Regions from separate parts of the Homo sapiens genome. Here region 2 is linked to region 1. A link is an interaction called in ENCODE POLR2A ChIA-PET data of the cell type or tissue named here. Cell type or tissue: OCI-LY7. All regions are shown on one strand. Links, peaks and the distances in the headings refer to the core of each region. The heading gives the core; the rest is flanking DNA. Region 1 holds the start of TCHP (trichoplein keratin filament binding). Region 2 has its middle 67 kb from the start of MVK.

The links. Peaks named below come from ENCODE experiments on the same cell type or tissue, not always from the same donor. Only the 100,000 strongest peaks of a DNase experiment are listed, where the experiment ranks them.
Region 2: POLR2A ChIA-PET joins it to region 1 with 5 read pairs; 2 of 35 experiments call an interaction of 5 or more read pairs at or near these places.

The regions. Positions count from the first base shown.
Region 1 is chr12:109,888,217-109,900,554 of GRCh38, reverse strand. It overlaps TCHP (trichoplein keratin filament binding), which reads right to left and starts at 281. Exons shown (of 13, transcript NM_001143852.2): 1 at 129-281. RefSeq lists silencers at 1-60, 8,678-8,737, 11,993-12,142 and an enhancer at 1-558. In OCI-LY7, for the core only: no CTCF peak of the experiment used is centred there; DNase peaks (open chromatin) are centred at 7,134 and 7,604; H3K4me3 peaks cover 395 bases; H3K27ac peaks cover 951 bases.
Region 2 is chr12:109,634,341-109,646,678 of GRCh38, reverse strand. No RefSeq gene overlaps it. Among named protein-coding and RNA genes, the nearest start is that of MVK, 67 kb to the right of the region's middle. In OCI-LY7, for the core only: no CTCF peak of the experiment used is centred there; no DNase peak of the experiment used is centred there.

The sequences.
Region 1 (12,338 bases), core at 4,612-9,611:
GCAGTGAGGACCCCGGAGGCGCCCTGAGCTCGCGCCCGCTGACTGCCGCCCCGGTTCCCGCCCGCGCGGGCCGCCTGCGGGCCCCCGCCCTAACGCCGGATCCGGCCTAGTCCAACCCTCCGACTCACATTTCTCTGAGGCTCGGAGTTTCCGAAGAGTCCCCCGGCCCGACTTCCCGCAGGCACGAAGCGGGCCGGCCAGTCCCCCGGTGTAATTCCCAGACGCGCTACAGCAACGCCGGCTGTTTCCTCCCTGTTTGCACCGGCAACGAGCCCGACGACGGAGCGTCGCAAGGGCCAAGCCTCCTTCAGCGCGTAGGGAGCCTGTGTTTTTCTCTGGTGCCCCGTCGTGGCCAGCGGGAGATAAATAGCAAACGTCGCTGCTCCTTGAAATAGGGAAGCATGGAGGCAAAGAATCCGTCCATGCACTACACGTATTTCAGGATGGTGGTTACCATCACGTGAAGGTGAAGGTGGAAACCAGGGGGAAGAGAATGTAAGTCAGTGGTCCTCAAACCTGGCTGCGCGTGAGAATCACCAGATACCAGCCTGGGCAACACAGAGGGACTCCTGTCTCTAAAAAATTTTTTAAACTTAACCGGGCATGGTGGGACTTGTGGTCCCAGCTACTCGGGAGACTGAGGCGGGAGGATCAGTTGAGCCCAGGAGATCGAGGCTGCCGTGAGCCATGACTGTGCCACTGCACTCCAGCCTGGGTGACAGAGCCAGACACTGTCTCAAAAAAAAGAAGAAAAAATCCAGATACCTTTAAAAAATCCAGATGCCCAAACCAAACCCCAAATCCCATCTGAGAGTATCAGTGTTTTCCAAAATTCCCCAGGTGTGTTCAATGTACAACTTGGGCAGAGGCCTGCTGGCATAAGTAGATGGAAGTTATTGGTAACTTTTTTATTTTTTTGAGACAGAGTCTTGCTCTGTCGCCAGGCTGGAGTGCAGTGGCGTGATCTCGATTCACTGCAACCTCCGCCTTACGGGTTCAAGCGATTACCCTGCCTCAGCCTACCGAGTAGCTGAGACTACAGGCGCACGCCACCACGCCCAGCTAATTTTTTGTATTTTAGTAGAGATGGGGTTTCACCATATTGGTCAGGATGGTCTCGATCTCCTGACCTCGTGATGCGCCTGCCTCAGGCTCCCAAAGTGCTAGGATTACAGGAGTGAGCCACTGCACCCGGCCGATAACTTTCTATTATAGTCTTATATTGGTGGTGAGTTCAAAAGTGTTCATTCTATTAGTATGTTTTATAACTCGTGTGCTACAAGTATTACATGCCAACTATTCCATTAAAAAGAAAATGAAGAAAAATACTTGTTTGTTCTCTTTTCTTTCATTTTCCCATTCTTTCATTTCTTCTTCCCTTCATTTCTCCATTCTTTATTCATCTCTGTTTTTCCTGGATGCAGCATCATGGCCTCAGCTGGGTTCAGTGGCTTACGCCTGTAATCCCAGCACTTTGGGAGGCCCAGGAGGGTGGATTACCTGAGGTCAGGAGTTGAAGACCAGCCTGGCCAACATGATGAAACCCCGTCTCTGCTAAAAATACAAAAATTAGCCGGGCATGATGGCAGATGCTTATACTCCCAGCTACTCGGGAGGCTGAGGCAGGAGAATCGCTTGAACCTGGGAGGCAGAGGTTGCAGTGAGCCAAGATTGCGCTGCTGCACTCCAGCCTGGGTGACAAAGTGAGACTCCACCTCCAAATTAAATAAATAAATGAATACATAAATAAATAAATAAAATTAGCAGGCTGTGGTGGTGCACACCTATAGTCCTAGCAACTTGGGAGGCTGAGGTGGGAGGATCACTTGAGCTCAGGACAAGGAGGCTGCAGTGAGCCGTGATCACACCATTGCACTCCAGCCTGAGTGACAGAGTGAGACCCTGTCTCAAAACATGGTCTCTACAGTCAGAACGCCCAGGTTTCAAGCTATACCATGCTGGTGTAGTCTTGGGCAGGTCACTTCATCTGTCTGTGCCTCAGCTTCCTAGTCCATGGAATGAGAGTAAAAATAGAGCAACTTTCAGGCCGGGCCTGGTGGCTCATGCCTGTAATCCCAGCACTTTGGGAGGCCAAGGCTGGCGGATCTCTTGAGGTCAGGAGCTTCAGACCAGCCTGGCCACATGGTGAAACCCCCGTCTCTACTAAAAATATAAAAATTAGCTGGGCGTGGTGGCAGGCACCTGTAGTCCCAGCTACTCGGGAGGCCGAGGCAGGAGAATCGCCTCAACCGAGGAGACGGGGGTTGCAGTGAGCCAAGATCATGCCACTGCACTCTAGCCTGGGCAACAGAGCAAGACTCTGTCTCAAAAAACAAAGCAAAACAAAAAATAGTGCAGCTTTCTAGGGTTGCCCGTGTGAGAATAAATGGAGCATGCCCAGGAGTAGAGCATCCAGTGCATCCCAGGTGAGCCCAAACTTGAGCCTTCCTTCACATCCCCCTTTAGTTGGCACCTGTTTAATCAGGGTCTGTCCCACTGCGTGCATAAGAGTCCTCAAGTTTCCCTCCCATTAATCCCTACCCCCTTGGGCAAATTCATGGCCACTCTTTCATGTTGTGTCCCCAGTGCAGAGGGGTGGCAGCAGCCCACTGCAGTCACTTAGCAGAGATGCCCACCCAACAAAGGAGACCAACACATAAATGTCTGTCGACAGGAACTTCATAAACACATGAATTGGACCAGGCGTGGTGGCTCACGCCTGTAATCCTAGTATTTTGGGAGGCTGAGGCAGGTGGATCATTTGAGGTCAGGAGTTCGATACCAGCCTGGCCAACGTGGCGAAACCTTGTCTCTACTAAAAATACAAAAATTAGCCAGGTGTGGTGGCATGCACTTGTAATCCCAGCTCGGGAGGCTGAGGCATGAGAATCACTTGAACCCAGGTGGCAGAGGTTGCAGTGAGCCGAGATCTGACCGCTGAACTCCAGCCTGGGCAACAGAGGGAGTCCCTGTCTCAAAAAAAAAAAAGAAAGAAAGAAAGAAAAGAAAAGAAAAAGAAATATGTGAGTTGGGGCAAGGTAAGGGAGACCTGATCCTGATTTTGTGCCTCTTGGGCAAGGCCTTTCCACTCTCTGGGCCTCAGTTTCCTCATCTGTATAATGACCAGATAAGCTCCACTAGCAGAACTTTAGGGCTTAGGGCTCGACCAGCATGCCGGAGGGCAACCATTCCTAAGTGGCCTGATCCTGGAAGCCTGAAGTCCCCAGATTACAGCCTCCATTCTCTTTTGCTGGCCAGACATCCTCACCGGCCCCCACAGTTCAACTCTGAACCTCTTGATTACACAGCTGCTGGCTGTCGCTATTAAGCAACTTTACAAGTGCCTTTTCCTTTGCTCCTCTTGGGCATTCTATGAGATATCTTATTGCCCCCATGTTAGAATTGCCTAAACTAAGCCTCGAAAAGGTGGCATGGCTTGCCTGAGGAGCCGCAGCTGATAGGTGGTTGAGCCATGATTTGAAACCAGTTCTGCCTGATCCCAGTGCCTAAGCCCTCTTGCTGCAACACAAGAGCAGGGATCATCGTGTTCCTTGCTGCATTCCCCATGCCATGCCTTGTATGTGGTAAGCACTCTATCTATCTATCTATATATCTATATCTATCTATATATATATTTGAGACAGAGTCTCACTCTATCACCCAGGCTGATGGAGTGCAGTGGTGCGAACTTGGCTCACTGCAGCCTCTGCCTCCCAGGTTCAAGCAATTCTCTTGCCTCAGCCTCTTAAGTAGCTGGGATTACAGGTGCCCGCCACCACGTCCGGCTAATTTTTGTATTTTTTTTCAGTAGAGTTGGGGTTTTGCCATGTTGCCCAGGCTGGTCTTGAACTCCTGACCTCAGGCATCAACCTCCCAAAGCGCTGGGATTACAGGCATGAACCACCATGCCCGGCCTCAATCAATATTTGTGTTGAGAATGAAAAAGTGAATGGATCCCCTATTTTGAGTACTTTCTTCTCCTCCAAAGGAAAAAGGAATCTATGGTGTTAAGAGAAAGCAAAAAGAAGAAAAGGAACGAGCATTTCTTGAACACCTGCTATGTGCCAGGTGCTTTGAGATATATTATCTCATTTAAGCCTCCCTCCAACCTGGGAGGAGTTTGTTCCTGCCCCCATTTTGCAGATGAGGGCGCTGAGGCTCAGAGAGGTGAATCAACTCTCTTGAGGTCACACAGCAAAGACTATAAAAGCCAGGATTTACAACAAACCTCTGAGACTGTGAATCCCTCTTCAGTGTGTTTTTCTGGGAGCTTGTGGCTTGCAAGTGTAGCTCTTAAAAGAGGCCTGCGGCCGGGCACAGTGGCTCACGCCTGTAATGCCAGCACTCTGGGAGGCCAAGGCGGATGGATCACTTGAGGTCAGGAGTTCGAGACCAGCCTGGGCAACATGGTGAAACCCCATCTCCACCAAAAATACAAAAATTAGCCAGGTGTGGTAGTGCGTGCCTGTAGTCCCAGCTACTCAGGAGACTGAAGCAAGAGAATCACTTGAACCTGGGAGGTAGAGGTTGCAGTGAGCCGAAATCATGCCACTGCACTCCAACCTGGGCAACAGAGTGAGACTCCATCTCAAAAAAAAGAGGCCTGCAAATGTGAACATACAAAGAATTTGGCAATATGAAATATTCAATGACAGGTCAATGACTACGGCGTGCAGGGGGCTGAGAGGGAAAGCCCTGGTAGGAACCCGCAGGTTGGAGCTGCTCCAGGACTTGTGATTTTAGGTATCCTAGCATGGGAGAAGAAAACAAGAACAGGGAGAGGGGGTGACACTATGGGAGCCGCTCTCCATTAGATGAAACATGACAGTACTGGAAGCCGCACAATGCCATCATTTAATTAGCAGGTACCGTTGTGAAGGTATGACATTTCAACACCAACCACTCCAGCTTCTTGCTTCACACCCCACCCCACCTGAAGACAAGACCGCAGAAGTAGACAGGTGGGCTCAAAGACCCTGGGGCTACTAGGCTGCTTCTCAGAGCCCCAGCTTTGTGTTTTAAAAAAATAACAATGGGGTCAGGTGAGGTCATTCACACCTGTAATCCCAACACTTTGTTTGGGAGGCCGAGGAGGATCGCTTGAACCCAGGCATTTAAGACCAGCCTGGCAATATAGAGAGACCCCCCACCCCATCTCCACCCAAATTTTTTTTTTTATTAATCGGGTGTGATGGTGCACACCTGTGGTCCCAGCTACCTGGGACGTGGAAGTGGGAGGATTGCCTGAGCCTGGGAAGTCGAGGTTGCAGTGAGCCATCATTGAGCCACTGCACTGCAGCCAGGGTGAGAGAATGAGACACTGTCTCTGAAAAAAAAAAAAAAAAAAAAGTAATTCTTGAACCTTGAACCATACCATTACTTCAGCTGGGGAACTGTAGTGAATTCCTGTAATTTTATGTTGCCTGGGCAACCATTTTGAATATTTTAGACTTTCTCATATAAAAAGCAGGTCTCAGTCAACCCTTGACATAGTCCATTCTCCACCTCCTCCCAGTTCCTCAAGGTGGTCAACCCAGGTATCTGTCTTATGCAACTGCTGACCCCCTCCCTATGGGACAGCTGAAGACAAACTACTCGACTCACCCCCCGACCCCACCCCCTGCCTGGATGGCACAGTCATGCTGCAGTGACCAGTCCTAGTCACAGTGTGACCTCCTGGAACACATGCCCACTAGCTCTAAACCCAACAAGTAGAACTCCCTGAGGGAAACCTGCTAGGGGAATGCCCTGGACTCCAACAAAGTCTTTTTTTTTTTTTTTTTTTTTTTGGGACAGAGTTTCGCTCTTGTTGCCCAGGCTGGAGTGCAATGGCGCGATCTTGGCTCACTGCAACCTCCGCCTCCTGGGTTTAAGCGATTCTCCTGCCTCAGCCTCCCAAATACCTGGGATTACATACATGCGCCACTACGCCCAACTAATTTTGTATTTTTAGTAGAGATGGGGTTTCTCCATGTTGGTCAGGCTGGTATTGAACTTCTGACCTCAGGTGATCTGCCCACCTCGGCCTCCCAAAGTGCTGGGATTACAGCCATGAGCCACTGCACCCGGCCTTTTTTTTCTTTTTTTTTTTTGAGACGGAGTCTTGCTCTGTTGCCCAGGCTGGAGTGCAGTGGCACAATCTTGGTGGCTCACTGCAAGCTCGGCTTCCCGGGTTCACACCATTCTCCTGCCTCAGCCTCCTCAGTAGCTGGGATTACAGGTGCCCACCACCACGCCCGGCTAATTTTTTTGTATTTTTTAGTAGAGATAGGGTTTCACCGTGTTAACCAGGATGGTCTTGAACTCCTGATCTCGTGATCCGCCCGCCTCGGCCTCCCAAAGTGCTGAGATTACATTTTTTTTTTTTTTTAAGACTGAGTCTCACTCTGTTGCCCAGGCTAGAGTACAGTGGTGTAATCTTGGCTCACTGCAACCTCCACCTCGTGGGTTCAAGCGATTCTCCTGCTTCAGCCTCCCTGAGTAGCTGAGATTATAGGCACCTGCCACCATGCCTGGCTAATGTTTGTATTTTTAGTAGAGATGGCATTTCACCATAGTGGCCAGGCTGGTCTTGAACTTCTGACCTCAAGTAATCCACGTGCCTCAACCTCCCAAAGTCCTGGAATTACAGGCATGAGCCACCGTGCCTGGCCTCCAATAAAGTCTTTAGCCCATATTTCTCTCTCTCTCTGTCCCCATTGGTTAAGCACACATGTCCCAAATAGCTTCCCATTTCCATTGGCTATGCAAACCCTGCTCGCTGCTCTCTGGATCTGTGAGTAATAAACTGCTTCTGCTATTTTTGTTGAGTTGCTCCCTCTGTGTTTCACTCGACCAACACACCTGAACTCAATGCTCACCCCTCCCGGTCAGGCTCTCCTAGAGAGTGGCTGTCTTGTTTGGAATAAACTGGATATAGGTGAAACAAGAGCCACAAGGGCATCAGCCGATCTCAACATGTTTCCTGGGAGAAGGACACCTGGTCATGGGTCATGGGACACTTTGGCATTAGGCAAGCCACCAGCATAAAGAAGTATCCTGTGAAAGACACATGATAAACATCCAACTTCCTCCCCAGAGCTAGAGTTCTCTCTGGGGACTGGGCCCAAGAGCAATCCTTGGTGACAAGATGCCCTGCTGGATCTGATGCTCACAATTTTTTTTTTTTTTTTTTGAGAAGGAGTTTCACTCTTGTTGCCCAGGCTGGAGTGCAATGGTGCAGATCTCAGCTTAATGCAGCCTCTGCCTCCCAGGTGCAAGCGATTCTCCTGTCTCAGTCTCCTGAGTAGCTGGGATTACAGGCATGCACCACCACACCCAGTTAATTTTGTATTTTTAGTAGAGACCATGTTTCACCATGTTGGCAAGGCTGGTCTTGAACTCCTGACCTCAGGTGATCCACCCACCTCAGCCTTCCAAAGTGCTGGGATTACAGGCATGAGCCACTGCGCCCGGCCTGATGTTCACAATTTAAGACCACAGGTTCCAGCTTGCTGAAGCTCACCCCACCCAAAGCCCTTGCTTTATAGAGGAGGAAATGGGGGCTCAGAAATGGGGAGTGTGTGCCTAAATGAGGTAAGTGGCAGAGCCAGCGTGATAGTGAAAGCAGCTGGTAGACTCCGTGTGTAGAGGCAGAAACTGAAGCCACAAAGAGGAGGAGACTCAGCCAACACCTGCTTACCAGTTACTGAACCTTGATTGTCCTGTTCCTGGGTGACCACCTTCATCCTCACAGTGTCTCTAGGAGTATGAGTTAGAGTAACCCCACTGAGGCTTAGAGTAGTTGGGCAGAGCACTCTGATGGTCTTTACAGTGCATCAGGGTTCCCATCCCAAATCCCGCACCAATTCCCTTCTGCTGGGGTGTCAGGTATGGGGCACAGTCCACCAAAATGGGGCATCAGGTCAGTCCTGTGTTTTCTGTGACTTTCCTGCCCACAGGCACCCACTGGCCATTCCTGGATGACAGACAACCTCTACTTCCTAAGTCCCAAAGTTCAAGATGACTGGTAGACCACATCAGAGCAGTTCCATCATCTTCTCAGCCTTGAACCTTCCATGGCTCCCCATTTCCCTTGGCATGAAGCCCATACCACTGTGTCCAGCCTGGTCTGGTCCCCTGCTGACATCACTGGCCACACTGGTCATTTCTTTATCTCTCACCACCACCTTTCCTGCTATGCTGTTCCCTCTGTCTGGAAGACCCTTCCCCTCTGCTAACTCCTACTCAGACTTCAGGATCCCAGTGTAAATGTCCCTTCCTTGGAGAAGCCCTCCTGATTCCCTCTGACCAGGTCACTTGGTGTCAGGACATACTGTATTTTTCTTCCATAGCTTTCATTGAAGCATTAAATAAATGATTTTTTTTTGAGATGGTATCTTGCTCTGTTGTCCAGGCTGGAGTGCAATGGCACAATCTCAGGTCACTGCAACCTCCACCTCCTGGGTTCAAGCAATTCTCATGCCTCAGTCTCCTGGGTAGCTGGGACTACAGGCATGCGCCACCACGCCCAGCTAATTTTTGTATTTTCAGTAGAGACAAGGTTTCTACTGAAACCTTGAGTAGAAACTTTGAGACAAGGTTTCTACTTGCTGAGGCAGGTGGATCACCTGAGGTCAGGAGTTGGTAACCAGCTTGGCCAATATGGTGAAACCCCGTCTCTACTAAATATACAGAAATTAGCAGAGCGTGGTTGTGCATGCCTGTAATCCCAGCTACTCAGGAGGCTGAGGCAGGAGAATCATTTGAACCTGAGAGGCAGAGTTTTCAGTGAGCCTAGCCAAGATCTCGCCAGTGCACGCCAGCCTGGGCGACAAGAGCAAAACTTCGTCTCAAAAAAAAAAGCAAATATTGGGGCTGGGCACAGTGGCTTACACCTATAAACCCAGCACTTTGGGAAGCCAAGGCAGGTGGATCACTTGAGGTCAGAAATTCAAGACCATCCTGGCCAACATGGTGAAACCAGTCTCTACTAAAAAAAAAAAACCCAAAAAATTAGCCAGGTATGGTGTTGCGCACCTGTAATCCCAGCTACTTGGGAGGCTGAGGCAGGAGAATTGCTTGAACCTGGGAGGTGGAGGTTGCTGTGAGTGGGGAGATTGTACCACTGCACTACAGCCTGAGCGACAGAGTGAGTGAGACTCTGTCTCAAAAAAAAAAAAAAAGGAAATATTAAGAAAGCCCATTACTATATCTTCTCCTTTAGTTAGAACTGACCATAGCACATTTACTCACTCAACTACACAGCATTAGAAGTACCAATAAAAATAAGCGAAAGTTACAATTTTCCTATAGAGAAGGATGTTTAAACTGTGCTTACTATAAAATTAATTCAGTGAGGAACTTTGGTCTTTAGATTTTGCTTCAAAATTAAACCTAAGTGTTCCCATGGAATCAAAACTGTACAGGTAGTTTACCATAGAGGTACAAATTCCAATGTGATTTGTTTTGTTTTCCGTATTCAAAACATTTTCACCCAGGGAAGTTAATAAGAGAAGAAAGGAACAAATACCCTAGGGGTTCAAAACCATTACCCGGACTCGTTAGCTGCCAGGCAGAGGCTGTGTGCTAATGCCTGTCCTCATTTTTGAATGCTCAGATTCATACATGATTCATTGCCATTAACACCACCAGTCTGTGAGCTCCTTGAGAGAGCTCCATCTTTGACCCCACATTGCCTGGCAAAGCCTGGTCTGAGAGAAAAGTTCCAGTAGTGATTGCGGAACTGAATGGAATGAAAAAGGTCAGCTGAGCACGGTGGCTCGTGCCTGTAATCACAGCACGTTAGGAGGCCGAGACAGGTGGATCACCTGAGGTCAGGAGTTCAACACCAGCCTGGCCAACGTGGTGAAAGCCGGTCTCTACTAAAAATACAAAAATTAGCTGGGCGTCGTGGCATGCACCTGTAGTCCCAGCTACTCGGGAGGCTGAGGTGGGAGAATCGCTCGAACCTGGGAAGCAGAGGTTGCAGTGAGCCGAGGTCACGCCACTGCACTCCAGCCTGGGTGACAGAGTGAGATCCTGTCTCCAAAAAAAAAAAAAAATAGAAAAAAGAAAAAGGTTGGCTTGCTCTCTCTTTCTTTTTGGGACAGGGTCTTGCTCTCTCACCCAGGCTGCAGTGCAGTGGCACAATCATGGCTCACTGCAGCCTCTATCTCCTGGGCTTAAGCAATCCTCCAGCCTCAGCCTCCTGAGTAGCTGGGACCACAGGCACATGCGCCCCCATGCCCAGCTAACTTTTTTTTTTTTTTTTTTGTAGAGATGAGGTCTTTTGTGTTGCACAGGTTGGTTCATTTTCATGTTTCTTCAATTTAATGATAATGGTAGTGTGCTATGACACTGTCTTAGGATTGTGACACAGTCAGGCTTCCTTAGAACAGTTTATCCATGTGAGACTACAAAGGCCAGGCCCTCTCAGCCCCTGAGGCTGCCCCTGTAGATGGAGGACAAGGTGGCATTCTCCCTCTTCTCTGTGCTGTTAAAATGATCAAAATACTATTTTTATCCAGTAACTGAAAAAATGTCCAAAACTTGGCTGTATCCCACTTGGGTGTTTCCTGGGATGACAGCAAGTGGGCCTGTTGGCGGGTGCGCCTTCGCATTAATTAGGGAGAGGCGGCAGACGGGCCCCAAGAAGCAGCAAGGAGAATTGGCATGGTGGCTCTTAACACCCAGAGGAGTTGGCTCAACAAAGCCCATTTGGCACATTTAGTCCTGCTGAAAACCTGGCAGTTGGGGAGGTGACATCACTGGAATCAATTATCCCCACAATTGCCAGTCCTGGGTAGAAATAACTCCGTAAATCGATTCATAATAGCCACACCATTCATCGAGGGCTGCCTGCCTGCCAGCATGCAAACTGCTCTATCTACATTAACCCATTGAAATCTCACATCAGCCCTGACAGGGAGTTAGCATTGCTACTGTCCTAACTTTACAGATGAAACAACAGAGGGAAGATTTACACACACACAGGAGAAGCTCACATGAAGATGGAGGCAGAGGCTGGAGTGAGACAGGAATGCCTAGAGCCACCAGAGGCTGGAAGAGGCAAGAATAGATTTTCTTCCAGAGTCGTCTTTTTTTTTGAGATGGAGTCTCTCTCTGTCACCCAGGCTGGAGTGCAGTGCAGCAGGCTCACTGCAAGCTCTGCCTCCTGGGTTCATGCCATTCTCCTGCCTCAGCTTCCTGAGCAGCTGGGACTACAGGCGCCCGCCACCACGCCCGACTAATTTTTTGTATTTTTAGTAGAGACGGGGTTTCACCGTGTTAGCCAGGATGGTCTCGATCTCCTGACCTCGTGATCTGCCTGCCTCGGCCTCCCAAAGTGCTGGGATTACAGGCATGAGCCACCGCACCCAGCCCAGAGTCGTCTTTTACTTTTAATTTTGTAGAGATGAGGTCTTGCTATGTTGCCCAGGCTGGTTTCAAACTCCTGAGCTCAAGCAATCCTCCCTCCTCATCCTCCGAAAGTCCTGGGATTACAGGTGTGAGATACCATGCCCAGTCTTTTTTTTTTTTTTTTGGTGACAGGACCTTGCTATGTTGCCCAGGCTGGTCTCAAACTCCTCGACTCAAGGAGTCCTCCCACCTCAGCCTCCCAAGTAACTAAGATTACAGGCACGTACCACCGTGCCCAGCTCAGAGCCTTCGGAGAGAGTGTGTTCTAGCCAACACCTTGATTTTGCCCTAGTGATACTAATTTTGGACTTCTGGCTTTTAGAACTGTGAGAGAATACATTTTGATTGTTTTAAATCATCAAGCAGCCACAGGAAACTGACACAGGAAGTGACTTGCTCAAGGCCACACAGCTAGAAAGTAGAAGTGTTGAGTTTTAAACATAGTTAAGTATTCAATAAATGTTAGCTGTCATTATTATTATTACTATGCTGCAATAAAGAAGGTGCGTTTATTGGATAAAATGTCAGCAAGACCACGAACTCAGCCTACTTCACCCATCCCAACAGACACCGCTGGGGGAAAGACGGCCTGTGTAACAAGGATTTGATGATTCAGTTGGGGAAGATGTTATTAACACTGGGTGGAGCTGGTTTAGGAAAATGACGAAACTTTGCAGAGTGAACACCTCACCCACACTGAGTTGATTCCAAACATTACAACTCCATTGGTCAAGCTGGTCCTACAGATTAATTGCAGAGAGGGTTTGCAACTCATGGAGAAGTACAGTGACCCAACAATCCAAAAAGATGAGGTGGCTCCTCTGTGCCTGGTAGTATTTCCCTGACACTACGGGAAGCTAAGGGGAGAAACTGATGGCCCATAGCCAAAGCCAACTTGCTGAAGGTTTCTGTGGCTCTTCCCCTTTTCCTTCCCACCT
Region 2 (12,338 bases), core at 2,900-7,899, 250 kb after region 1:
GTGGCTTCATCCACAGAAGTTGACTTTCTCACAGTTCTGGAGGCTAGAAGTCTAAACTCAAGTATCAGGGGGACTGATTTCTTCCGAGGTCTCTCCTTAGCCTGTAGCTGGCCACCTCCTGGTGTCTTGACCCAGGCTTTTCCCTTTGTGTGTCTGGGTCCTAATCGCCTCTTCTTGTGAGGACACCAGTCATGTTGGATTAGGGCTTACCCTCAATGACCTCATTTTACCTGAATTACCTGCATAAAGGTCCTGTCTCCAAGTACAGTCACATTCTTAGGTAGTGGGGGCTGGGATTTCCATATATGAATTTGGTGGTACACAATTCGGCCCCTAATAGCACCCCACCCATGTCCCAGACCCTTACCACGTGGGTGCATGTGAGTCCAGCCTCTAGCTACCAGCACCCACATTTCTCTGCCCCAGGCATTTCTCCCAAGACTGTTTTGCCACTTATACACCGAGCCGGAAGTATTCAAGAATGAATGTCCCCTGGAGCAGTCCCCATGGTGATGGGAGATGATCTATCAGCTCTCCAGCCCCCAGCCCCTTGAAGTGTGTATCCCACACTGCTGCCCAGGGGACAACACCCGGGTGGCCCACAGTGATTGTCCAGCTTTATCACACAGCCTTTCTCAGCTGCCCTTCCTCCTGCCTCCCTTTCCCCGTCTCCGACTGGTGTGAGCTTCATCTCCAAAATAAATGACTTGCTTTCCAGTCCCTGTGTCAGGCTCTGCTTCTGGGGATGCAGCAGGCAGGCGCGGGTGAGAATTGTCCCTCCATGCCCGCAGGAGCCTGGAGATAACGAAGACCATTATCTTTCTGAAGGCTGTCCCTGGAAAGGGGCAGGCCGCAGTCGATGGGGCCCTGGTAATAATATAGTAGGTATAGCTACCGTGTATCAGATATCTTCTCTTCCCTGGGCATTGTGCCTGACACTTTACCAGTCTCCTGTCTCAAGCTCCGCAAGCAGCCCTATGTGACACAAGTCCTATTCCTAACCCCCTTTGACAAATGGGGGAAAGAGGCTCAGAAAGGTTGACTTGCTTCCCGGAGGAGGCAGAGCCAGGCTGTCCACCAACATCCAATCTACTGCCCTATGAGGTTGGAACCTCAGACATCCCATGTCCCGACCACCTGGGGTGGCAGCTGCCCAAGGCCCCTTAGGTGCTCACTGTGACAACTCCCCACCCCACGTCACCCTGCACAGCCGGGACCTGTTATCTGTTTTGTGCACGGCCTGCACCCGTCAGGGTAACGGACTGTGCTTGTCTTAGCAGAGGTGGCCTCTGGCAGGGATGATGTATGAGGCGCTATTGTTTGATATGAATGCATTAGGCGACATTCCCGATAAAGACTTTACCAGCAAAGCCGTGCTCGCTGGCAGCAGCCCCCATGTAGGAAGAGGGGCAGAGGCAGGGGCCTGAGTCCCCATCAAGCAGGGCACCTTCAGGACTCAGACACCAGGCCACTCTTGATTTCAAAACTCCTGAGTCCTGATTCTCCTGTCTCAGACCCTTATATGCAGGAGGGTGCAGACCCAGGGGTCTCCCAGCTCAGAAAGCATTAGGATCAGCTCGGTAGCTGGTTCAAAAGTTGGAGTCCCAGGCCCCTACCCAGATCCACTGAAACAGAACCTCCCAGCTGGGACCTGGGCATCTACTTCACAAATCAGTTCCCTTGATGAATCTGACATAGGTGGGCCAGGGCCTAAATGTGGCCCCCAAAATGGTGTGGGATGGAGACAGTGGGGTTTGAAGTCAGAGACCCTTGGGGTTGATTCTGGGCTCCTTCAAGAAGTAGCAGCAGGGATCTTGGGCAAGTCACTCAGCTTGCAACCCTCCTTGACATATAAGCCTCAGTTTCCCAATCTGTAGCATGGGGACAAGGGCAGTGCCTGCTGTGGCTGCCTCCTGGGGCTCAAGGGGACAAGAGCATGCCTGTGCTCTGCCCACCCACACATTCACAGCTCCAAGGGGCTGAGCAAGGTGTTCCCTCCTCATCTTCTCCAGATGGGCCACTTCTGGGGACACCACACGTCCTGCAGGCTGATGCTGTGGTGGATTCCAGGCACCGTGAGAGGGAAGAGAAGCCTCTTTAGGGCTGGAAGATCCTTCAAAGCATTCACTCCACACACTGTGTTGTTGTTAGGAGACATCTACCATACCCTGGCATGTTCAGGATGCAAAGGTGAACAGAATCCACTTGCTGCCCCTCAGGGGGCCTAACAGGAGCCTGAGAGATGGTCGTCTCGGAGATAACAGAGAGGGTCCCAACAGAGACAAAGTGACTCGGAGCTCTGGGAGGTTGGAGGAGAGAGAGGTGGGGTCCACCTAGGAGTTGAAGATGCAGGGAGGGTGCCCCAGAAATGGGGGTGACTTTGTGGGGGTTTGAATAGGGGTTGGCTTCAGTTGTGCAGAGGATGCTGGGATATAGGGGAGTCTCGTGAAAAGGTCAAGCCTCTCCAACACCATCATTCATTCATTCATTCATTCCACCAATATAGATTGAGTCCCTTCTCTGTATTAGGTGCTGTCTTGGGTGCAGAAGATCAGTGAACCCTCGGGTCACTGGTATTCTAGAGGGGAGAGGCAGACACAAGGATGATACAGATAGAAAATGCCACAGGTCAACAAGATGCATATTTTATTTTATTTTAAAAATAGAGACAAGGTCTTGTTCTGTCACCCTGGTAGGAGTGCAGTGGTGTGACCATAGCTCATTGCAGCCTGGACCTCCCAGGTCCAACTGATCCTCCTGCCTCAGCCTGTTGAGTCACTAGGACTACAGGTGCAACTATGCCAGGCTAATTTTATGTGTGTGTGTGGAGACAGGGTCTTGCTATATTGCCCAGGCTGGTCTCAAACTCCTGGCCTCAAGTGATGTTCCCACCTGGGTCTCCGAAAGTGATGGCATCACAGGTGTGAGGTACCACCCCTGGATGAACCTTGAAAACATGATGCAAAGTGAAGAAGCCAGATATTGGCCACATATTGTCAGAATTCATTTATATAAATGGATAGAATAGGCGTATCCGTAGAGACAGAAAGTAGGTGACTGGTTCCCCAGGACAGGGTGTGGAGGGAGGAATGGGAAGTGACAACTAAGGGGTGCAGGGCTTCCTTCTGGGCTGATGAAAATGTTCTGGAATTAGAGTGGTGATGATTGTATAACTTCATGAATATACTAAAACTGCTGAATTGTCCACATTACGAGGGGTGACTTTTATGGTATGTGAATTACATCTGAATTACAAGAAAAAATTTTTTTTTAAATGGAGATGGGGTCTCACTATGTTGTTCAGGCTGGTCTTGAACTTCTAGCTTCAAGTGATCCTCCCACCTTGGCCTCCCAAAGTGCTGGGATTACAGGCATAAGCCATCACACCTGGCCTATTTTTTTTTAAGCTACAGGTTATAAGGGAACAAGCCAGAAGCTGAGGGAGAGTGAGTAAGGACAGAGGGATGGATATGTCCAGAGAGGGCCTGGGGCCAAGGCCAGTGGACTCTCAGGGCCACTGGACAGACTGGCTTTTCACAGAGGGAGCTGGGAGCCATGGTGGGTTGTTGAGCAGAGGAGTAACAAGCTGCCTTATCTCTGTAAAGGTTCCATCTGGTAGTCATGAGAAGAATAGACTAAGAATGGAGCAAAGATGGAGGTAGGAAGGCCAGTGGCGAGGCTCGGGAGGATGGGGGCGTGGTCCAGCGTGGGCAGTAGTGATGGAGGTGGTGAGAAGTGGCAGATTCCGGATGTAGATAGGAGGTAACACTGACAGGACTGGCTGATGGATCAGCCATTCAGGGTAAGCAAGAGAGGAAAGGTTTGGGCCTCGCAGGATGAAGCTGCTGCTAACCGAGAAGAGGAAGACTCAGGAGGAAACAGGTCAGGGTTAGGGAGTGTCCAGGGGTCGGTTTGGGACTTGGTGAGTGTGCAATGCCTGCTGGCGAGGTTGGGTGACCAGCTGGACACATGATCCTTGAGCTTGGGGGTGAGGCCTGGGCTGGGGATAGAAACGGGGGCATCCCCAGCACATAGAAGGTGGTGAAGTGATGAAGCCATGCCAGGGGCCTACCAAGGAAAGGGGGGCAGAGAGGGTGAAGACCCAGGCCTGGGGGTTTCCATCATGGGGGGTGAGCATGGCATTATTATACCTCTGGAAGAAAAGAACACTGGCTCTTTTAAAAATGAAAACCTAGGCTGGATATGATGATTCGTGCCTGTAATCCTAGCACTTTGGGAGGTCCCAGGTAGGAAGATCGCTGTAGCCTCAGAGTTCGAGACCAGCCTGGGCAACACAGCCAGACCCCTGTCTCTACAAAAAAATTAAAAATTAGCCCGGGCATGTTGGCAAGTGCCTGTAGTTCCAGCTACTCAGGAGGCTGAGGCAAGAGGATCGCTTGAGTCCAGGAATTTAAGGCTGCAGTGAGATGATCATGCCACTGCACTACAGCTTATGGGACAGAGCAAGACTCTGTTTCTTAAAAAAAAATATATATATATATATAATATAATTATATTATATATATATTATATTATTATATTATATATATATAATTATATTATATATATAATATTTTATATATATATATATAGACTGAGGCGGGTGGATCACTTGAGGTCAGGAGTTTGAGACCAGCCTGGCCAACATGGTGAAACCCCATCTCTACTAAAAATACAAAAATTAGTCAGGTGTGGTGGCTCATGCCTGTAGTCCTAGCTACTCAGAAGCCTGAGGCAGGAGAATTGCTTGAACCCAGGAGGTGGAGGTGGCAGTGAGCTGAAAACGTGCCACTGCAATTCCAGGGTGGGCAACAGAGCGAGACTCCATTTCAAAAAAAAAAAAAAATTAAAAGTAGATCTACCATTCAATCCAGCAGTCCCACTGCTGGGTATCTACCCAAAGGAACAGAAGTCATTCTATCAAAAAGGCACATGCACACATAATGTTTATGGCAGCACAATTCACAATAGCAAATATTTGGAATCAACCTAAGTGCCCATCAACTGATGAGCAGATAAAGAAAATGTGGTATATATATACACCATGGAATACTATTCAGCCATAAAAAATGGAAACGTGTCTTTTGCAGCAACTTGGGTGGGACTGGATGCCATTAACCCAAGTGAAGTAACTCAGGAATGGAAAACCAAATATCACATCTTCTCACTTATAAGTGGGAGCTAAGCTGTGGGTATGCAAAGGCATGTGGAATGGTCTAACGGACACTGGAGATTCAGAAGGGGAGGTTAGAAGGGGGGTGAGGAATGAAAAACTACCTATTGGGTACAATGTACTCTATTTGGGTGCTGGGTACACTAAAATCCCAGACTTCACCACTACACAGCTCATCCATGTAACCAAAAACCACTTGTACCCCTAAAGCTATTGAAATTTTAAAAATTTAAAAAACAAAACAAAACACCAAAAACCCCCAATAGCTAGCACTGCTCTCAAGCTCATGTCAAAGGCTCTCACATGGCCTCCAAGGCCCAGAGTGGATTTCCCTGACTTCCCGGCCCCATTTCCTGCTTCTCCCGTCATCCCCAGCATGTGCACACAAACCGCATTGATCTTCAGCCAGTTCCCTGGACCTAAAGGCCACCTCTTGACAATTCCTCTGCCTGGAGCATTTATTCTTTTTGTGCACTAATTAGATCTTGGCTCAAGTCACCTCCTCCTAGAGCCTCCCTGACTGCACCTACAACAGCTGGTATCTCTCCACTCCACGAGCGCTTTTGATCTTTTTTTTTTTTGAGATGGAGTTTTGCTCTGTCACCCAGGCTAGAGTGCAATGGCGTGATCTCAGCTCACCGCACCCTCCAACTCCTGGGTTCAAGTGGTTCTCCTGCCTTAGCCGCCTGAGTAGCTGGGATTACAGACACACGCCAGCAAGCCTGGCTAATTTTGTAGTTTTAGTACAGACGGGGTTTCACCATGTTGGCCAAGTTGGTCTCGAACTCCTGACCTCAAGTGATACCCCTGATTCAGCCACCCGAAGTGCTGGGATTATAGGCGTGAGCTACCGCGCCTGGCCCTGCTTTTGATCTTAATAATCCTAGGGTCATCTGTTTGTGTTTTGGTTGTGGGGAGAGGCTGAAAACACCAAAAAAACAAAACAAAACAAAACAAAACAAAACAAAAAAAACTCCCAAAGAATTGAGTGAGGAAAAGCCTGACCCCCTGTTTAGTCACTAACTGCATGTCTCAAGTAAAATGCAGCCTGGCCTCTCTGCTGCTGTATTTGATCAATACCAAGACTCACATTTTGACATCTCTGGAACTGGGGCACGCTTTGCAGTAACAGTGGCCTCCAGTCCCTGCCAGCCAGGCAGCGGTCCTGGCAGAGTTATTACTGCCCAAGGGCCCTAACTTGGTCAGAGCTGTTCTATTGTCTCCACTCCGTGCTGACTTTAATGGCCATTTTAATGTCTTCAAACCAGAATGGCAAAATGTTGGTGATTGCTCACGTTACGTGATGGGTTCATAAAAGTTCATGATTCTATTCTTTTCACTCATTTGTGTGTTTAAGTTTCCATAAGAAAAAGAAAAAAAAAAAAAAGCTGGATGAGGTGGCTCACACCTGTAACCCCAGTACTTTGGGAGGCTGCAGTGGGAGGATCACTTGAGGCCAGGAGTTTGAGACCAGCCTGAGCAACATAGCAAGGCCCCATCTCTACAAAAAAAAAAAAAAAAAAAGAAAAGAAATTAGCTGGGACATGGTGGTGGGTGCTTGTAATCCCAGCTGCTTGGGAGGCTGAGGTGGGAGGATCACTTGAGCCCAAGAGGTCGAGGCTTCAGTGAGCTAAGATCACTCCACTGTACTCCAGCCTGGATGACAGAGCAAGACCCTGTCTTAAAAAAAAAAAAAAAAAAGAAAGAAAAGAAAGAAAAACAAATATAGGTCACCTGAGGCTCCACTTTGGAGGTGAGAAAATAGGATCAGAGAGGTTAAGAAACTTGCCAAGAGTCACCCAGCAAGCACATAAGTCCTGGGGCCAGGTTCCCCCCAGAACTGCCTGATTCCTAAGTATGTGCTCTTTCTCCTAGCCGAGGATCTCCAAAAAGGCCCTAATCGAAACGCCTTGGGCTTCCCTACCTCCGTGTCTCTGGGCCCTCGGCGGGCTGACTCTCCCCGCAACTAACTCTGCCTATTGAGAACCTGCTCATTTTCTAATCAATAGTTGTATTAGTCCATTTTCACACTGCTATAAAGAACTTCCCTGAGACTGGGTGATTTGTAAAGGAAGAAGCTTAATCAACTCACAGTTCTGCTTGGTTGGGGAGGCCTCAGGAAACTTACAATCATGGCGAAGGGGAAGCAGGCACTTTCTTCACAAGGTGGCAGGAGAGAGAAGAGAGCAAGGGAAACCACCACTTATAAAACCATCAGGTCTCATGAGAACTCACTCACTATCACGAGAATAGCATGGGGGAAACTGCCTCCATGATCCAATCACCTCACACCAGGTCCCTCCCCCAACACATGGGGATTACAATTAGGATTACAATTCGAGATGAGATTTGGTTGGGGACACATCCATACCGTATCAATAGTCATTCAACAAACACGGAGGGGACAACTATGGTGCCCAGCACTGAGCTGGGAGCAGGGGTTCAGCATGAACCAGACACAGCCCATATGCTCAGGAAGCCAAATCCCAAATGCCACCTCCTCCAGGAAGCCCACCTCCCAGTGCTGTGAACTTAATCTCATAGGATACCTCCTACAGTCTACTGCCAAGTTCAGCTGTGCCATGGCTGCCTCCCCCACTGGACAGCAAGCATCTTAGGGCCAGGGACTGTGTCTCACTTATCTCCTATCCCCAGTGCCTGGTGTGAGGCTTGGCGCATAGTAGGTGCTCAAGAAATAGCCTGCCTATTATATTGAATAAGTGTGAAGATGAACGTGCTGGTCCTATATACAGTAGGTGCCCAATAATGGATGACTCCAGTTGATGGTGGCCCTGCTGATTGGGTCAGGTGGGGAAGAGGGGACCTTGGCTTCTACACTTGACCCCAGGTCGGGGGAGAGGCTGCCCCCTCCCATCCCATACACACACATTAGCACACACCGACACTCCTACACACTCACATGCTATGCCTTTGCATGCTTATTCACCCAGAGATGCTCTCACATATATGCACACATACATGTGCACATTCTCTTTATTTATTAAATTTTTTTTTTTTTAGAGACAGGATCTCACTGTCTCACCCAGGCTGCAGTGCAGTGGTGTGATCTCAGCTAATCGCAGCCTTGAACTCCTGGGCTCTGGCAATCCTCCCTCCTCAGCCTCCAGAGTAGCTGGGAATACAGGTGGATGCCACCAGGCCTGGCTAATTTTTAAAATTTTTGGTAGAGACAGAGTCTTGCTTTGTTACCCAGGCTCACCTTCTCTTTGGACAGGTGTGGGGCAAGACAACAAGGAAGATGAGGAGTCGAAGCACCTGGTTCAGATCCTGGCTCAGAGACCTGGGAATGGTCTGGTCTTGGCTCTCAGTTTCTTCATCTGTAAAATGGGGATGATACAAACCATCCTCACCAGGCACCATCAGTATAAGCTGAAGTCAAATGAGTTAATGCGTGGAAAGGTCTGGGCCCCGGTAGTCCATTCCCTACCTCCTCAACCCTGGTTGGCTCTGGGACTCACAGTGTGATGCTGGAAGCATGGTGCAGGATGTGACATTGGCTTCGTGGCCACACCTGGCTCTGGCTTGTCCCCTCTCATCCCTCCCTCCCAGCAGCCCCCAAGCCTGTCCTCAGTTTCCTTCGCCCCCGGGAGGTGCCCCACCCATCGACTTCTCCGCTTTGCAAGGCTTGCCCCACCATGTCCCCATCATTAGCCTCCCGACTCCACAATCTAGGAAAAGAATCCTGGAATTGGTGTCCCGCGTGCCATGAGCACACATGCATTTTAGCAGAAGCTTCTAAAAATAAAGTGATGCTAACAGTGGGATTTCAGGCACAGTCAGGCCACCTTCTGCCCTCCCACCCACCCCAAGCCCACCCAGGGTTCGGCAGGAAACAGACTGCAGCGTGGCAGCTCCAGATGCGATTGTTAGAGCTAATTTATGCTCCGTTTACACAGGCTCCAGATGTCATGGGCTCTTTGTGGATTTATCCAAATGCCAGGGAAGGAGAGGAGGTGCTGGGGCAGACGCTGCAACCCCTCCCCCCAGCCTGCTTTCTTTTCCTAGGCCAACTCTGAGGACGGCACTCCAAAGGGTGGCCCCAGGCACTCCCCTGATCTGCCAAGCCCCAGCCCTGTTCCCCAATATTTCTGTCCAGTGTTTGGGTCATAGACTATAAGCTCCATGAGAGCAGGATCCTTGTGCCTGGGCCAGCTCTGGGGACAATTAGGTGCTGATTAAATGCCTCTAGCAATGGGGATGACAGCCAGTGTGACCGTGGCTGCAGTGGTTTAAACTGTGTCCCCCCAGAAGATATGATGAAGTCCTATCTCCCGCTACCTATGAATGCGACTTTATCCAGAAGAAGGTCTTTGCAGATATATTCAAGATAAAATGAGGTCACATTGGATTAGGGTGGGCTCTAATCCAACGATTAATGTCCTTACAAGAAGAGGGAAATTTGGACATAGACACAGAGAGGAAAACACCGGGTGATCACAGAGGCAGAGATGGGAGGACTGCCTCTACAAGCCATAGATGCCAAGGGCAGGCTGCAACCATCGGAAGCCAGCAGAAGGGCATGGCATTTTTTTGCCTCAGAGCCTCCAGAAGGAACCTACCCTGTTGACATCTTGATTTCAGATTTCCGGCCTCCAGAACTGGGAGAGGATAAACCTCTGTTGTGTTAAGCCACCCAGTTTGTGGTACTTTGTTATGGCGGCCCTAGCAAACATATAGTGGCAATGAGGATGAGGTGTCCAGATGGCCAGCGTGGCCAAGGGTTTCTCCTTCAAGGCCCCTGAGTCTCCCTCCCTATGGCCTCTTCCCTAGGTAGGGCGGCCACCATCTCCCATATGGAGGACTGCACCAGCCCCTCCTGACATCCTCGCCTTGGGCTTCTCCCTCCATCTGTTCTCCACTCAGCAACCAGGAGATTCTTTCCAACCAGCACCCTGGTGCCTTCACTCCACTCCCACCTCCCATTCACTCCTGCACCCACTGCCATCTGCTCTGACCCTCCAACCCCTGCGAATGCTGCCCCCAAGCCCTGGACAGGCATTTGTCCCACCTCGCAGGCCTCCCTGGGATGTCAAACACTGTTCTAACTCCCTCTTTGCAACTCTCTTTGCCCTCTGATTCTGAGACACGTTCTCTCCTGTTCTCCTCTTACCTGTCTGATGTGTGTGTGTGTGCAGCCTCCTCCCTTTCTGCTGCCTCTTGAATGCAGGCATGCCCCAGGGCTCTGCCTTCTCTCTGCTGCTACTCCCACACACGGTGGTGGTGATGGCAGTCATGATGGTGATGATGGTGGCCTTAATGGTGATGATAATGATGGTGGTTATGATGGTGACGGTGGTGATGACGGTAGTGATGATGGTGGTGGTGATGGTGGTCATGCTGCTGCTGCTGGTGGTGGTGATAATGATGGTGCTGCTTGTAATGATGGTGGTGGTGATGATGATGGTGGTGCTGGTGGTAATGATGATGGTGGTAATGATGGTAGTGGTGATAATAATGGTCATGCTGCTGCTTGTGGTAGTGGTGATAATGATGGTGCTTTTTGTGATGGTGCTGGAGTGGTAGTGGTGATGGTGGTATTGATGGTGGTTGTGGTGGTGATAATGGTGGTGGTGATGGTGGTCATGCTGCTACTGGTGATGTGGTGATAATGATGGTGCTGGTTGTGATGGTGATGATGGTGGTGGTGATAATGGTGGTGCTGATGGTGGTGGTGATGGTGGTGGTCGTGGTGGTAGTGACGGTGGTGGTGATAATGGTGGTGGTGATGGTGGTAGCGGTGATGATGGTGGTGATGGTGATGGTGGTGGTGCTGTGATGATAGTGGTGGTGGTGATGGTGGTGGTGGCAATGGTGATGGAGGTGATTATCGTGGTGATGGTGGTGGTGGTGATGGTGATGATGGTGGTGGCAGTGATGATGGTGGTGATGGTGGTGGTGGTGATGGTGGTGGTGGCAATGGTAATGGAAGTGATGATGGTGGTGATGATGGTGGTGGTGATGGTGGTGGTGGTGATGGTGGTGGTGATGGTGGTGGTGGTGGTGATGGTGGTGGTGGTGGTGATGGTGGTGGTGGTGGTGATGGTGGTGATGGTGATAATGGTGGTGGTGATCATGGTGGTGATGGTGATGGTGATGATGGTGGTGGTGGTGGTGGTGATGGTGGTGGTGGTGGTGATGGTGGTGGTGGTGGTGATGGTGGTGGTGGTGGTGATGGTGGTGATGGTGATAATGGTGGTGGTGATCATGGTGGTGATGGTGATGGTGATGATGGTGGTGGTGGTGGTGGTGATGGTGGTGGTGGTGGTGATGATGGTGGTAATGGTGGTGACGGTGGTGGTGGTGACAGTGGTGGTGATGATTGTGGTGGTGATCATGATGGCGATGGTGGTGGTGGTGGTGGTGATGGTGGTGATGGTGGTGGTGATGATGATGATGATGATGGTGGTGGTGATGGTGGTGGTGGTGGTGGTGGTGATGGTGATGGTGGTGGTGGTGGTGATGGTGGTGGTGGTGATGGTGATGGTGGTGGTGGTGATGATGGTGATGATGGTGGTGGTGGTGATGGTGATGATGGTGGTGGTGGTGATGGTGATGATGGTGATGGTGGTGATGGTGGTGATGGTAGTGATGGTGGTGGTGATGATGGTGGTGGTAGTGGTGGTGGTGATGGTGATGATGGTGGTGGTGGTGATGGTGATGATGGCAGTGGCGGTGATGGTGATGATGGTGATGGTGGTGATGGTGGTGGTGGTGATGATGGTGGTAATGGTGGTGGTGACGGTTGTGGTGGTGATGATTGTGGTGGTGATCATGATGGCGATGGTGGTGGTGATGGTGGTGGTGGTGATGGTGATGATGGCGGTGGTGGTGATGGTGATGATGGTGATGGTGGTGATGGTGGTGGTGGTGATGATGGTGGTAATGGTGGTGGTGACGGTTGTGGTGGTGATGATTGTGGTGGTGATCATGATGGCGATGGTGGTGGTGATGGTGGTGGTGGTAGTGGTGGTGGTGGTGGTGGTGATGGTGGTGGTGGTGATAGTGATGGTGGTGGTGATGGTGGTGATGGTGGTGATGGTGATAGTGATGGTGGTGGTGATGGTGGTGGTGGTGGTGATGGTGATGGTGATGGTAGTGGTGGTGATGGTGACGGTGATGGTGATGGTGGTGGTGGTGGTAGTGG